Linked DNA regions of Mus musculus: all the other regions are linked to region 3. The links are chromatin loops, found by intact Hi-C in ENCODE. Cell type or tissue: left cerebral cortex. All regions are shown on one strand. Links, peaks and the distances in the headings refer to the core of each region. The heading gives the core; the rest is flanking DNA.

What was found. Peaks named below come from ENCODE experiments on the same cell type or tissue, not always from the same donor. Only the 100,000 strongest peaks of a DNase experiment are listed, where the experiment ranks them.
Region 1: a loop joins it to region 3, with 5 times the contacts of the local background. A loop is called at or near these places in 2 of 42 quality-filtered maps.
Region 2: a loop joins it to region 3, with 5 times the contacts of the local background. A loop is called at or near these places in 3 of 42 quality-filtered maps.

The regions. Positions count from the first base shown.
Region 1 is chr3:141,459,849-141,465,186 of GRCm38, reverse strand. No RefSeq gene overlaps it. Among named protein-coding and RNA genes, the nearest start is that of Unc5c, 3.0 kb to the left of the region's middle. In left cerebral cortex, for the core only: CTCF peaks have their summits at 302 and 2,487; DNase peaks (open chromatin) are centred at 354, 915, 1,395, 2,577 and 1 more place; H3K4me3 peaks cover 2,056 bases; H3K27ac peaks cover 2,678 bases.
Region 2 is chr3:141,825,326-141,830,663 of GRCm38, reverse strand. Unc5c (unc-5 netrin receptor C) reads right to left here. Exons shown (of 16, transcript NM_009472.4): 15 at 2,985-3,163; 16 at 1-2,257. The coding sequence ends at 2,092. Among named protein-coding and RNA genes, the nearest start is that of Gm15689, 140 kb to the right of the region's middle. In left cerebral cortex, for the core only: no CTCF peak of the experiment used is centred there; a DNase peak (open chromatin) is centred at 2,151.
Region 3 is chr3:140,180,310-140,185,647 of GRCm38, reverse strand. No RefSeq gene overlaps it. Among named protein-coding and RNA genes, the nearest start is that of Mir7j, 150 kb to the right of the region's middle. In left cerebral cortex, for the core only: a CTCF peak has its summit at 2,758; a DNase peak (open chromatin) is centred at 2,789.

The sequences.
Region 1 (5,338 bases), core at 52-5,051, 1.3 Mb before region 3:
TCCTGGGTGGCGCTCGCAGAGGAGGCGTGGAGGGCGCGGCCCCACTCCGCGCGGGGGGAAGCGGCGGCGGGAGCGCGCTCGCCCGCCTTATGTAAGCGAGGATGGAGCGAAATCCACGCCTCGCGCGGAAGGTGGAGTCCACTGGGTTCACTTGCTCACTTGCTCACTCGCTCCGGCGCTGACAAGGGACACCTGGGGGCAGAGGCAACTGCGGCCAGGGGCAGCACAGTCTCCCCGCCTGGCGCCAGACTCCTGCTCCGCAAGCGCTGCGGGCACGCCTCAGGCCACTTGGCGGTGTCCAGCGGAGCTCAGCCCACCGCCTGGCAGTGTCCCTGAGCCGGCCAAGCCTAAGCCAGATGCCCCAGGACTGCTCTCGCTCTAGGATTTAGGGAGTTGCGCTTGATTGAGCCGGAGGCGGGCTGGAACTTGTTCGCATAGATGGGAAAGAAGGCAAGAAGCATTTGTAGTGGCTCAGCCCACTATCTTTGGGTTGTCAGCGCCAGTCAGGCTGTTTTATGCTCTGCGAGCCGGTGACCTATTTGTGGTGGAACAAAAACTGGAAATCAATGGAAACTCCCTCGGTACTGATTTTTTTTTTTTTTTTTTTTTGCTTGTTCATCTTGGTGGCTGCTGAGATTGAACATTTAAAGAGTGCCGCGGCAAAACCAAGAGAACCCCCCCCCCCCCAAAAAAAAAAAAAAAAGAACAAAATTTGCAGATGCTCAACTTGATGTTGGAACCTATAACTTAGTCTCCAAATTCTTAAGAGCGAGGAGAGAGGACTAAATCTGCTTCAGTACAGAAAGACATTTTGGGGAGTAGTTAGGTTGTGAATTCGTGATAAAAGGATGAAGGAGGAGTGTGAGGAGGAGTGGGTAAAACAAGCCCAGCCTAGACAAAAGGAAGGCGAATGTCTGAACACACCAGCTAAGCTCCACAAGATAGTGTGAAAAATCCCCGATGTTTGTGCATTTAAAATGAATAATTTTATCACGTAAAGGTTCAGTTTCAAGTGCAAAAGGAGCCATATGTAAATACACAGAAGAGTTTAGAAAGTGTGGGGCGGGTGGAGAAAATGGCTGATTTCAAGTCTAATTTGAGCTGTGGTCAGAACTGTCCGGGTGAGCAGGTCAGGTAACTTTTGCATGTCATGATTCTTTTTTTTTTTTTTTACCTCTCTTCGAAATATTCTAATTCTAATGCCTTGTGATTCTGCCTGCCAAGCACCATTGAAACCTCTACCCGTTATGTATGCCTTGGATGGATTTCATAGACTTGGGAAGGTCACTCTTGGGAGAGACATTGACAGAATTAGCTTCTTTTTATTTCCATGGAGACTTTGCCTGCCACTTTAAAATCGCTTAATTTTCTTCAACCTCCCCACATGGGCACATCAGGAAATGTGGGTAGTCAGGTGCTGATGCCAGATGGGCGGATCAATCCACAGTGATTTACTAGCTGGATGGCATGGCTCAAAAGGCCAGGTGTCTCCACTTCCTGATCTGTAAAGTGGGTTTATTAGAAGCAATGAGATATAAGGTTTCCTGAGGTTAGAAAGTATTAACTATAGGTAAAATGCCCGGCATTGTCATTGATGACTGTTGTTCTGATCTAGAAGACACTCAGCCTTTTTTGCTACCTCAGTTCAACAGTACCTTCCTCAGTTAAGTTCAAGAATTTGTTTATATCTATGTTCTCAAAATTGTAGTCATTAACTCTTACACACATCCAAGTGTGACTTCTGTGAAATGGCAATTTCTAACGTTTATGTTACTTGTCCTCAGAATGTAAATGGTTTTATGAAGACAATGGCTACCATGGGGGGATGGTGCTAATAACCTGTCAATATCATGAAGAGACTATGGTTAAATCTAGTGGTTTTCTCTATAATTTTCCCAAAAGAAGAATAAGAGCTTGAAGTCTGTCAGAGAAATCTCTGTGCAGAGTTAGTGTTATGTAAACAAGACTGCAAAGTTGTGAAGTGTTAGGTGTGGTGGGCTATGCTTGTCACCCCAGAACTCAGGAGGCAGAAGCAGGAGAATCACTGTAAGTTTAAAGCCAGCTTGGGGACTCCAAAATGGTCAGGGCTATGAAGAGAGAACCTGTCTCAAACAACAACAACCATAAAGTTGTAGAATTGGGCAGTTATTAGTTATACCCGTCTTTTGGCTGTTTTTCCTAATTAGGATTTAACTCATTTAAAGCAGACACCCTGCCTTGCAGATCTTTCCAACCCACACTGTTAACACAAAACCTTATCCGTGCTTGGTATTCAGTCAGGATTGGTTGGCTGGTTGACAAAAAGGTTCACCTGGGAGGAATCTTCAACGTCTAGGACAGATGAGGAAGGTTAAAATGATCACATCGTCTTGCTTGGATCTTTGAAGCCCTCAGCAGTCGATACCGCATGAAATTAGTGCCTTAAAAGCACCAGTCAGCGATAAGGCAAAGGAAAGTAGTTCAATGCTGAGATTCAGCCTAAAGAGGGCAGGAGCATGGTTTGAGAAAGATGTGTGGCTATGAAGAGGAAAGAAGAGAGTATAGGGGCAGGGGCCCTAAAAGCACCTGTGAGCAGCGCAGCTCCAGCAATGCCTCTGGCAGCTACACACTGCCTTTGTATCAGCATTGTGTCTAGTGTCACTGACTGTCACAGTTTCATCTCCATGAAAACAATAACGCAGTGTTTTTGAGGCTGCTTAGTACAGTTTGCTCAGACGCAGAGATCTGGGCACATACATCTCTGTCTAGAGAGGACTCTGACTAATTCCCGGGACCCTCCATTCCTTTCACCTGCTTGGATTTCCCAACGAGTGCTCACTTTACATATCTGCCCACTTATCTGAGTGCTTATTTTATACATCTACATGCGTATGTGCACTCACAAATAAGTGCTTGCCAATAGAATGTATGCATCTCAAGGAGAGGGCATTTTCCCTATCGTGCTTAGCACTCTCTGCCCAAACTATAGAGCACAGCCTAGCACATAGTAAGTATTCTTTGGGTATTGAATAAGGAATATGAAGCAGTGGATTTGAAAACTGAGCCAAGACCTGAATAGCACCCTGTGCAATTTCAAATGATGTGTAGGCTTTTCTAACTGTTGAATAAAAATCAAGTGTGAATAAATCTGAACCCAAAGTGTATCTGAATGTGACCTTTCAGGCTTAAAATAACGCAGGTGTTTAAGGAACCAACATGAAAAGCATCTCACTTTTGGAAAAATAAAAAGCTTCGTTTCAATCCATACACCAGGGCTGCCTATTTCTTGGCTCCGGTAAGTGGAGAATTAACTGTGGGATAATAAATCCCAGTGACAGGTGCTAATGGGAATTAAGCATGCAAATCCCCTGCATATCCCTCCAGAAATCTACACCAAGAAAAGTATGCTATTTAGCATGTGGGCTTCTCAGTAATAATAGTATTTACTCTAAACCACTATGGAAAAAGTTTCCAGTGCAAGGCTTAAATAAAATGAACTGAGCATCTATTTTCAACACAGAAATATTTCCTCTCATTTTTATCTCTGTCCTTATGTTTGGTTATTCACATTTTTTTTTATATCTTAATGGATATCTAAAAACAATTCTCTGTAGTGAGGATATTATTAACTAGCTGCATAGAAGCAGGATTTTACCAAATGTGTAGGATGACAGGAAAACTCTGAGTAGGATGGGGGATGGGTGTGGAGACCTCGGCTATAACATGACTGGTAGAACTCACGCAAGGGAGGCCAGATGGTCCAGAATCAGCTGGTTCAATCACAGTTCTCTCCCTCATCCCAGAGAAAGAGACTTAGTCTCTCATAAACATGCACTCTCTGAAACTTTGCACTTCCTGTTACCTATATTAAAAAAAAAAGACTATTAGCAAAGGAAAACAACCTGACTTAAACAACCTTTAATAAGAAGTGATAATTCATCACTCTACCTAACAGAATAGTCCTGGGCGGAGATAAACGCTGTGTTGCTAATAGCTAACATTTATGAACTGATTGCTATGTGGATACTAAGTGAGGATACTAAGTTCTTTGTGGACTATCTTGCTTAGCTCACACACTGGATATTGAATTGAAGTACCACTATTGTCTTACTTCATTAATACTGCTGTAACAAAATACTGAAAATGGTTATATATAAAATACACAAATGCATCTCCTCATAATTGTGAAGATAGTTGGACAATCTAAGACGGAGGTGTGGGCAATGGAGGGTTCCTTCTTGCCAAGTCATCTAATGAACTGGTTAAAAAAAAAAACAAAAAACAAAACAAAAAAAAAACAAGATGGTTTGATAGAGCAAGTGTAGATGGGCCATTCATCCATTCACACACACACACACACACACACACACACACACATCTACTCCCATGATAACTTAATGAATTTATGAGGATAGTGTACCAAGACTCAGTTACCTCTTAGAAGACACCCATGACTCAATTCTATTGCAGTGTGGAGGGAACACAGCTCCAACACATGAATTTTGAGGGTCATATAGAAACCTATGATATATTATTTTTACTCAGAAGAAAACAGCCTGTCCAAGAAGCACAGTTGATATTTCTTAGTGCCAGAATGATTTCCGCAGTCATGTTTTACACCTAAAAACTTACTTATGTTTTGGCTTCATAAAGAGACTTGTGGTTGTACTGCAAGCCTTGGAAGCTCTGACTTACAGTGTTTTTACCATTATCAATATTAGCATAAAACATAACCCTATTCTCATGTGGCCAACAAAATCCAGAAAGTAGTCCCTTGACCAAACTTGGGCCATGACCACTTGGTTTTGACCAGTCCTTCAATCACTCTGACCAAAGGATTAAACTTATATTGAACTGTGTGCCTTGTGTTAAGTACTCATTTTGGTAGCTAGAAACATGGACTGAAATTGGGGAGAGGGCTTTCCTTGAAGCAATCTCAATGAAGTAAAGAAAGATTAATACAAAACATTGGAGGAATTCCCACCAACATGGCGGAACTCTGCTTTGTACTTTGTGTTACATAATTGGTCCTCAGGCAGAGTTTTATCCCATAGCTTAACACTGTACCCAAAGTCGCATTGCTTTAGAAGCGAACAACACTGGCCCCTTATACATTGCTTTCTCCTCTACCATAGGAGAAAGAATTGAGTGCAAATTCAATTCAATTTAGAATACCACCACATTGCCCTATTATAGTGAAGCTCCAGTCTAAGACTCCTGAAGAATACTATGGGTAATAGTAACTATGCAGTAACTAATGATAAACTAATAGACAATCTAGAGGGAAAAACAATTCTAAATAAATATAGCATGTGGGGCTATAGGGTCTCAGGAAACATCACTGGGGGAATAATAGAAA
Region 2 (5,338 bases), core at 52-5,051, 1.6 Mb before region 3:
AGTATAGAATTTCCCTTCCACAGTCAGTGGGACCAGGATTTTTATATATGAATATGGTTAGAGAAAGAGACTGTAGAATACATCTCTGAAAGAGAAGACAAACAGCATGAAGGAAGAGGCTCCACAACTGTACCCACAGTTCTTTAATGACTAGGATAGAAGAGTTAGCGTGTATCAGGAAGTAACAGAATCAGAGGGTATTAGGCAAAATGATTCCCAATGGAATCCATTCAGCAACCTGAATACTTCTAGCCCCAAAGTACACCACAGCCATATTTTGAAGTTTCTGACTTAAGGGCATAGGTGCTTTCTATTTAACTATGTCAGTGGGGCTGCTAAGTTTTCATTCACTATCTGCTGAATGGAGTTCCTATATCAAAAAATAAAAACAAACTAACAAACAAACAAAACCCAGGATGGTCCCAAGGAGTATGCACAACTAACGTTTTATAGGATGGTCCTATAGCACTAATCTACATAAATACAACTGAATATTACTAAAGCAAAGAGTAATAAAGAAAGAAAAATGTTACCAATTCATTCAGCTGCATGGGCTTTTTGTAGAAATGGTCTTGAGATCTGGAGATCAATAAATGAGTAAAGTAGAATTTACAGTTAGTTGGAAGGCTGGACATTAGGGCCCCAGCAGAGGTCAAGACAATGGTAAGAAAAGGATGCCATCTCTAAGCGAACAACATCATGCAATAATGACACAAAGATAAAGACAAACAAATGTGTGTTGAAGTAATCCCTGTTCAAATCAATCCTGCCTGCAAGATAGAAAAGGATGATGACATTTGAATGGGAGATCAGCATTCTGGAACCTTGAGATGATCTGGTCTCACCACAAAGTTTACAAAGAAGGGCAATGAGCGCCAGTGAGTTTCAATGTTTTCCCCAAAGTCACACAGCCATACAGGGACCAACTCCACAAGGATAACTGGTTTCCTGATTCCTAGTTCAGACACTGTTCCCACAACCATACTGCCTCCCAGATAGCCACAAGAGTAAATGAACTTTACATAGAGAACTCTCCTCATGATAAGAGCAAGAACAGAAAGACTCTGACCGAGCAAGCTGAAAGAGCAGACATAGCCATTGAGCATTTCTGTCTTTTCCACCACAGAATGGTAGACCAAAGGTCAAGGAAGCAAAAGCTATTGAACTAAACTGGTGACCATGCCCACCTCTTTAGGCAAGAAAGGGAGGCAGGTCTAGTCAACACCAAACACTAACAGTATTGCTAACTAAAACAAAAGGAAATTCTTTTTACTAGAATATTTGTAATAATCATCAATAATAATGATAATATTTTTTAAAAAACACTTGAAATTGCTTATTACAAACACACATGTGGTACAGAAATGTTTGTGTGGAGGAACATGAATAGCTACCTCCCCTGTAATGCTAGAGCTCTGTTCCCAAAGGATACCAACGGGGTTACCCCAGGATATAAGGAATTTTCTCAATTTCTCCTTTACATTTAGATTCTCCACTTCCCTGATACCAATGCCAATACTGGTCCAACAAGTTTCAGAAACAGAACACTGATGGGAAGATTATCTGAGACACTTGATGTACATGATTTTTAGCAAAAGTCTGTGATTTCTCTGTAAATTACTAATCTGAAATAGACACAATAAACTGTCCACAGCTTCAACTTCAAATGATCTGAACAAAAATAGAACGAGCCATGGACAGTGTCTGCATCCCTGTCCAATTTGATGTAAACAACATTTGTAGAAACTGGGTTTGTTAAGAAAGTTTATCCATACATCTGGATAGCAATAAAAAGCGTTTCCTAGGAAACTGTAAGATCCTGTACCATACAGCATACAGCCCAACGAAGAGAAAATTAGATTGATTCTTAAATTCAAGGTACAAATTTACACAATTTTTCTTAACTCCCGCGGTGGTGCTGTCCGAATGAAGTGGGCGTGTACCTTGGTGGTTATATCTGTCCCCCAAGTTTCCTGTTGCCATCTTGCCTGTAGAGCGCCTTGGTCCTATCTGGATTTCCTCCTCAGATGTGGTTCCCCTGAACACAGACTCCCTGTGTAATTGTGTCCTTCAGCTTTAGTTCCAGTGTGGTCAATACTGTCCTTCTGCTGCCAAGGACACCACTGTCTCATGTCTTCCCATTTCTTCCAGGACGGCTGCCAGCATGCTCAGGTTTCCATCTGGGAAGTTCTGTGCTTCCCAAAGATCCAGGATTACGCCAGTTGGGCTCGATTTGGTGGCAAAGTAATTCAAGTACCTGCAATCAAGAATGGGAAAATATGCTTAGAGGTGTGATTTACAGGTCTATTTACAGTATTATCTTCTCTGCGTTGGCACTAAACCTGTCTGTCTTGAAGCATTTCAGTCCTACCGTGGATCCTAGTGAACTCCACTTAATGATTGCTCGGTTCCTAATTAGATCAGCTCCAGACAGGACATGTGCTGTTTAACTTTGTTAACCTCAACTCTGAATAGGATAATTTAAGAGACAACGTGTCTGTGGGTTTTGTCCTAAACAGGAAATCAAGAGGCTTATGTTTTCTGTCCAGTCTGGACTCTGATGATCTTTGACAGGTCATACCACATCTCTTCCTTGGAGGTGACAGATATTTTCTACGAAGCAGAGGCTCTCAGGGTCTCTTTATAACTTAATACAAGTGCTTGTGTGAGCATGTAAATTATTCATCATGCATTACGTCTTGTTCAACTGGCGATGGATGAACAATAATTACTTTAGTGAATAGACATCATATTTAGGAGCTCTTAGCACATGAGCTAGGTAAAGTCTATCACAAATCTTGACACTGATAAATGTCATATATCCCAGGAATTCTCTTGGAATTGTTTGGAAGCTCACAGTCAGAATGAAAATATAAACAGATGTGTAGTGGGAAGAGAAAAGTGCCACTTTCTATATCATTCCTTTCAGTCCTGGAATCTCTGCTAAATGAAAACAGTAGGTCTAGAAGCCTGGACACACTCACCTGTCCAGGTTGAGTTTATGGGCCAGCATCCTCCAGTCATGGCCTCTTGTTTGAGGGGCATCCAGGCTGCTGCATAGCTTCTGCCGGATAGGGAGAGGAATGCTGAAAGCACTTGGTCCGGTGACAGTGGTGATGGTACTAGCAGGGTCCAGGAGAGGTAAGTCGATGCCAGTAGGTTCCTGTAGGAACGACACAACTTTCTTTTCAGAAGGCAAGTGTAATCGCTGTTGATTCAGTCAGCATAATACTTGACTCTCAGTTGGATATTCTCTGTATCCAACTTGAGATGGATACAAAGAGTACAGGTTCTCTTCTCTTCAAGAAGGACAGTCTCTTCCTGGCCTGGAAGTAGTGGGTTAGTAGAGGTAGAGGGAGATAGTTTTGTATAGCCCATGTTCAGAGTTCCTAGGTCAGGACTGGGCAGGGCAGAAAGCTCTAGTAAGATTCCACAATGGCTTCCCTAATGAGACACTCCAAGATCGCAGTTCTCAACCTGTGGATCATGACCACTGGAAAACATAAACTCCTACTGGCCTCAGGAACTGAGAGACTTCTCAGTATCAAAATTACAGATATGAAAGTAACAACATAAATAAATTTATGGTTGGGAATTCCTAAGATCACCAGAAATACGTGTTTTTCCCATGGTCTCAGCCCACAGACTGAGAATGGTTGCTTTGGGAATGGAGAAGAGAGGGAATGTCTATGTTCTCAAAGGTTTAGATGTTGGAAATGCTCAAAAGGGAACTTCTTCCTGAAGGAATAAATACATCTGAGAGAAATAAGATCTTCTAGAAGCCATCTAACTGTAAAGGCATCCTCTCTGTGAACACATAGGAGACCTCAGCTAGCCCTGTGAAGGTAGTTCCCTCCATCTCTTGCTTGATAAAATGGGGCGATGCTAAGATAGATCAAATTAAGGCAAACTTAAAAAAAAGTAGTAAACACAGAGTATTGCCTTAGGGCAAGCCACTAATGGTATCCTCTAATTGCTGAACCTCCTTGCTTATTTTTTTTTAATCCGATTTTAGTAGAGAAAACTATAAATTGGCTCTTAAAATAGTTTCAGCTCATAAAGCAGCACAAATGCAAAAATCTAAATTTCATCTGCAAGAGAAACTCTAATCATTTTCTGATCACTTCTGCTGGTCTGAAAGCAAGAGGAAACGTTGCCTGGGAACCATTAAAGCAATAACAAGAAATCTTCTCGATCTGCTTTGAATGTCACCTCTTTTTTAAGGCAGGTAACGCCTTGGGGTGCTGGAGGAGACACTAGGCACAGAGCCCAGGTCATCCTGAAGTCTGTGATGTCCTTCTAAATGCTGAGCTTAGGGGGTTATTGCCCCTGCTGTTAGAGCCCTCATGTCCTGCCCTGATTCTGAGGTCTCTGCAGACTTGGGATTGCAGGAGCTTTGAGGGGCAGGTGGGGTGTCTCAGCTGGCTGGCTCCCAAATGTGACCCACAGGGTGGTCTGCGTTTTGGGGATCAGTGGCCAATGGTGATTTTCAACTTCTATCATCCCTCTGGATGAGACCCATTGAGGAGCTGGGGGACATGTGAGAGAAAATTGTTTTTCTGGAGTTTGTTTGTTTGTTTATTGTTATTGTTTTTGAAAGTAAAGAATATATATACAATAGTCTTGGCTTTGATCAAAGTATCAGGGCTCAGAAGCAATAGCTTGGCAAAGAGATGGTGCTGGCTCTTGTATCTTAGCTCTGGTTCCATGGCTAGACTGTGGGCTGCCGCTCGGAAGCATCCAGCAGGATTAGGGAGCTCCGATTAGACTCAGAACCTGCAGTTCTTTCCCCTCAGGCACAGAGCTCTGCCAAAAAGCAAGAGTCCATAACCTCCAGGGTCACAGGGCTTCAAAAGCCCAAGCAGTGATTCATTTAGGGACTCACATCAATGCTTCCTAGTGGACTATGTTGGCAATGTTAGGACTCAAGAGTTGCAGTGCTTATATTGGGCACAGCAATATTCATGACTGCATTGTTGTGGGGGAGCAGTAAAGTTCTACACTATCACTAACAGTTTAGTGACTTCACCCAGGTTCAAGTTCTCTTACTCCTTATTGTGACTATTCCTTAAGTCCAGAAGGAAAACTTACCATCCCCTCACGTATCTCCCCACCTTGATTGTCCTTGGATGGGAGTGGAGGTCAAAGTCTGCAGAGGGAGGAACTGCCTCCTGAAGCATGGACTCTCATCCCCAAAGAGTTTCCTTATCATGGTTGGCCACAGTATCTTCCTGCTGCTTGCCTGTTCTCCCTCCTACACTCCTGCCAGCCTGTCTTCCCACATGGCTCACCTTGCGCATCACTCTTCCCTGACTCTCTCTACCATTCATTCACTCAT
Region 3 (5,338 bases), core at 100-5,099:
ACTAGGAGAGACTCTGAACAAATCTAGTTCACTTCCTAGGGTTTTTTTTTTCCTACTTCTTTACAAACTGCTCTGTTTTAAAATTGGCTGGCATCTAGACAATTCTCTCTCTGGGACAGACAGTGCTTTGATTCATCTAATCACGATGAACAAAACACTTCAGAGGAACAACAGGTAAAAACTGATCAAAGGCTATCACAGAACGGCTCATTCCCTGTAAGAGCTCAAGCAACAACCTAATATTGCCTTGTGCAGCCTTCAGATCTCTGCTTGAAGAGGGAGCATTTCAATTCTGTGGGTTAATCCGGCACTCTCTGTAACAGCTGCTTGATGATAATGATCAGGGAGAATGGGAAGGAGCAGAACAAAAGTGGAGGGAAAAGCAGTTCTCTAAGCACCTTCCATTTTTCTTGCATAAGGCTTGGCTTTCTAGACACCCACTAATGCATGGGGTTATGTCCATGCAAATTTCCCCTTTGCCTCTTTTCTTTTTAAACCATTTCTCCTTAATCCAGCAAGGAGGAATACATATATAAAAAGGGCAAGCCATCTGGGCTTCTACACTAAGGAATCTTAGACATGGAATTTGCATATGGTATTTACCCTCCCCTACTAAAAACATATACATGACTTGGGGTGGGGGGGAGTTTGTGATTAGATTTGAAATATCTTGTGTTAAGTGTTCACAATGTTTGTATCCTCTGTTCCCACAAAAATAAAAAGATCATGAAATGCCAAGATAATTCGCAGGGGAAAATGACGACTTTGTCCCACACTGCAGATTCCTCTAAACCTTCATTTTTGTTTCTATAGATTTCATTGTCTTCTTCGGCCTGTGATATTTTCTCAAGTATTTATTCGTGTGATATTGGCACTCTGTTGTACTGAAGAGTTCCTGGAGTTTGTCACAATGATTTAGATTGGGACTTTTGTCTCCAGCTGTCAGATTCCCCGTGCACACTCCTCCCACCCCGCCCCCGAAACTTCTGTAAACTCTCTAGTATTTTCTTGCTTTGCCTCCCATCCCCCTTCGTTCCTGATTAGCACATGGTTTCTGGTGGACAGTGAGCATATAAGTTAGCCACATCGAAGTGTGTGGGACAGCAAAGGAAAGCTGGAGTTATCAGCACAAGGGAAGATTCAAAAAAGTTTATTACAATAGAGAAAAATAATACTTGAGATGAGGGATAAGGAACACTAGAAAGATTTGTCTAAGTAAATTATCATTTGGGAAGTTATAAAAGCTAAAATTCATGAGCTGCTCACACAGGGTGCCACACCTATCCTCTCAGAAATAGGTCCATGAGTTTGAGATCAGCCTAGGTTGTCTAGTAAGTTTCAGAACAGCCTGGACTAGAGAGTAAAACAGTGTTCCCAAATACATACATACATACATACATACATACATACATACATACATACATGCATGCATACATACATAAGTACATTCATACATACATACATACATGCATACATACATACATGCATACAAAATAAAGATTACAAAGATACATTTCAGTAGGTGAACAGGAACAGGTCTTGGGTGTCAGATTAGGTGGTTAGATTCGTTTCAGTGATTGATCATAGATTATAAGTGAACATTTTAGCATGAAGGGTCTATATATCAGTCACCTGTTCATCACTGTGTCAAACAAGTCAAAGAAAATCAAAGTAGTAGGATTCTTTCACTTTAATATCATGCCTATATGTGAGGGTTTGTGCATATGTATATGCACTGCTTAAATGTTTGGGACCAACAGAGGCCAAGAAAAGGCATTGACATCCTTGGGGCTGAAATTTAAGGAGTATGTAAGCCCTTGCCACCCCACCCCTAGAGTTAAGTGCAAGTAACCTAAATCCAGTTCCTCTGCAAGAACAGTCCCATGGAAAATGATTTTTGCTTATGCTTTCTACAGATCTGCAGTACAGCGAGGTCTATGGAGGAATAGAAAAGCATGACAGTAAAATAGGTGGAAGAGGAAGCTGCTTGCATCTTAGGGCCACAAAGCACAGTGAAAACGGGGCGGGGGGGGCAGGAAGGGAGAGAGGAAAGAGGAGAGGAGAGAGATGGGAGAGGTGGGGGGAAAAGGGGGCAGGGAGTGTGTGAGTGACAGTGGGTGGGGGGGAAGGGAGGAAGGGAGAGAAGAAAAGAGGGGGGAGAGGGTGTAGGGAGGGAGGAAGGGAGGGAGTGGGAGAGAGAGGGAGTCAGAGAGAAAGACAGAGAGGGAGGGGAGGGAGGGGAAAAGAGGGGGAAAGAGGGAACAAGGAGGGAGAGAGAGAGAGAGAGAGGTCCACCACCTTACAAAAGCGACTAGAGGTAGAGACAAAGCTTTCAGTTACTTTTTATTGGAAACCCCAAATATAAATTTAGCAAAATATGAAATAAAATAAAATAAAATAAAATAAAATATGAAACATGTTAAAGAGTAAATTCAGGAATATATTTGTATTTGTATTATCATGCCATATGTATGAACTTACCTTGAAATGTTTCAATTGGGTATAGTGTTGTGTTGGTGGTTGTGTTGTGTCTGCACCTGTGTATATGTGTGTGTCTAATTTGGAACAAGGTTTAAAGATGTATACCTATCATCTAGGAACTGAGAAGGCTGGGGCAGGAGAATCATGGCTTTGAAGTTTGGGGTTCACTTCAATCATCTTAATTAAGAATTAATTAAGAAATAGACTCCGGTTTTGCTTAATACCTAAACTACAAAATCCAGAGTTCATATTTCCCAATGATCTTCAGCGCCATCTGTCTTCGGAAGTTTGTAAATTAGTACAATAAATAGTATAGAAAATGAATCTGTGTACTGGCTGTTTTTGTGTGTCAACTTGACACAAGCTGGAGTTGTCACAAAGAAAGGAGCCTCCCTTGAAGAAATGTCTCCGTGAGATCCAGCTGCAAGGCATTTTCTCAATTAGTTATCAAGGGAGGAGGGCCTAACCCATTGTGGATGGTACATCCCTGGGCTGATACTCTTGGGTGCTATAAGAAAGCAAGTTGAGTAAGCCAGTGGAAACAAGACAGTAGGCAGCATTCTTGCACTGCTTCTGCATCCCCCCATGCCTCTCCTCCTATTGATGTCCAACAAGGACATCCTCTGCTACATATTTGGCTGAAACCATGGGTCGTTTCATGTGTACTCCATGTGTACTCTTTGGTTGGTGGTTTACTCCCCGGGAGCTCTGGGGGGTCTGGTTGGTTGATGTTGTTCTTCCTAGGTGGTTGCAAACCCCTTCAGCTTCTTCAGTCTTTTCTCTGATGATTGGCTGTGAGCATCTACCTCTGTATTTGTCAGGCTCTGGCAGAGCCTTTTAGGAAACAGCTATATCAGGCTCTTTTCAACAAGCACTTCTTGGCATCTACAACAGTGTCTGGATTTGGTAACTGTATATGGGATGGATCCCTAGGTGGGGCAGGCTCTGGATGGCCTTTCCTCAGTTTCTGCTCCACACTTTGTCTCTTTATTTTACCAATTAAAAAGTAAACCTAGGGCTAGGGAGCTAGATGGCTCAGTAGTGAAAATAACTTGCCATTTCCTCAGATGATCTGAGTTTAGTTCTTGGCACTTATCTCCAATTGTTCACAATTGCTGTAACTCCCACTCTAGGGGTCTGACACTCTCTTCTGGCTGCTAAGAGCACCCACACATATGTCAAACATACATACACACTACTATTAATTAATATACATTATATATAGTAAAATATATAATATATGATGCAAAATATATAATCAATATATTACATATGATATGATTATATAATGTATAATGTGTAATGTATAATGTATACTATATAATATATAATTTAATACATAATGCATAATATATAATGTGATATGTAATATATAATATAATGCATGTTACATAATGTGTAATGTGTAACATGTACCATATAACATATACTGCATAACATATAATATGTAATATATAATATATGATATATGTATATGGTTGAATCCTTAAACAACAACGATATAAAGAAAACCAAAACAACATTGGCTGGCAGAGGATGCAGCTGGCAGAAGATATTAGAATAATATTAAAAAGATATCAATAATGTATATTTGAGGTAGTAGCAATTTGGGCTGGTAAATAAATGTGATAATATAAAAATCTCTGTAGATATTAAACAAAAGCTTTTTTGTTTCCCCAGATGTGGTGCCCCATGCTTGGAGCCCTAGTGGTTGGTAGTTAGAGACAGGAAGATCAGGGGTTCAGGGTTATATTCATCTACACAATGAGTTTGAAGACAGCTGGGTTTACATAACTTCTGCACTTCAAATAAACAAAAAGGAAAACAGAACAAAAACAAATTATTTCTTTCATATATAATCAAACTTTCCAATTTAAATTTAATAAAAGACTATCAGAATAGCTCTATTCAAAGAAGGCAAAAAATTCATTTGAAGTTATTTCTTTATAATTTTGATTGAAACAATAATTGCTTGGAAATATAGTGATGTTTGCCTTTAATCTCAGCATTTAGGATGCAGAGGCAGGTAGATATCTTTAGTTTAAGGCCAGCCTGTTGTACAAAGTGAGTTCTGGGACAGCCAAAGGTAATTAATATTTTGAATAAACAAAACATGAAATATTAGAAAGTACAAGTTAAAATAGTATCAGTTTCTCTCCTAGGATCTCTCATCTTTCTAGCCAAAGTTCTTGGAATGATAATTATTCTGTGAAATGGACACTGTTAAACTAACCAATAATGACATTTGATTATGTTTATAGAAAAATTATTTCTGAAATTTCACAAGAGTAGTTCTATTTGTAGTAGATGATAATAAACAACTCACTCCCAGTACCAACTTCTGTATCAGTCAGGGTTTTACTGCTGTGAACAGACAACATGACCAAGGCAAGTCTTATAAGAAACAACATTTAATTGGGGTTGGCTTACAGGTTCAGAGGTTCAGTCCATTATCATCAAGGTGGAAGCATGACAACATCCAGGCAAGCATGGTGCAGGCAGAGCTGAGAGTTCTACATCTTCATCCAAAGGCTGCTAGTAGAAGAATGGCTTCCAGGCACCTAGGGTGAAAGTATTAAGCCCAAACCCACAGTGACACACCTACTCCAACAAGGTCACACCTATTCCAATAAGGCCATACCTCCAAATGGTACCACTCCCTGGTCCAAGAATATACAAAACATCACAGAACCTCAATTGGCCCAAACACAAAGAATGAAGTGCTGCAGAATTCTTGGACATAAATGGAATATATATACTGCAACCCCTTATGTGAAAGGCTAAGATTAGATGCTAAAAAGGGGACTCAATGACTGTAAGTTCCAGGAGTAGTAGATGTCTACCAGGAAAGAGTGTC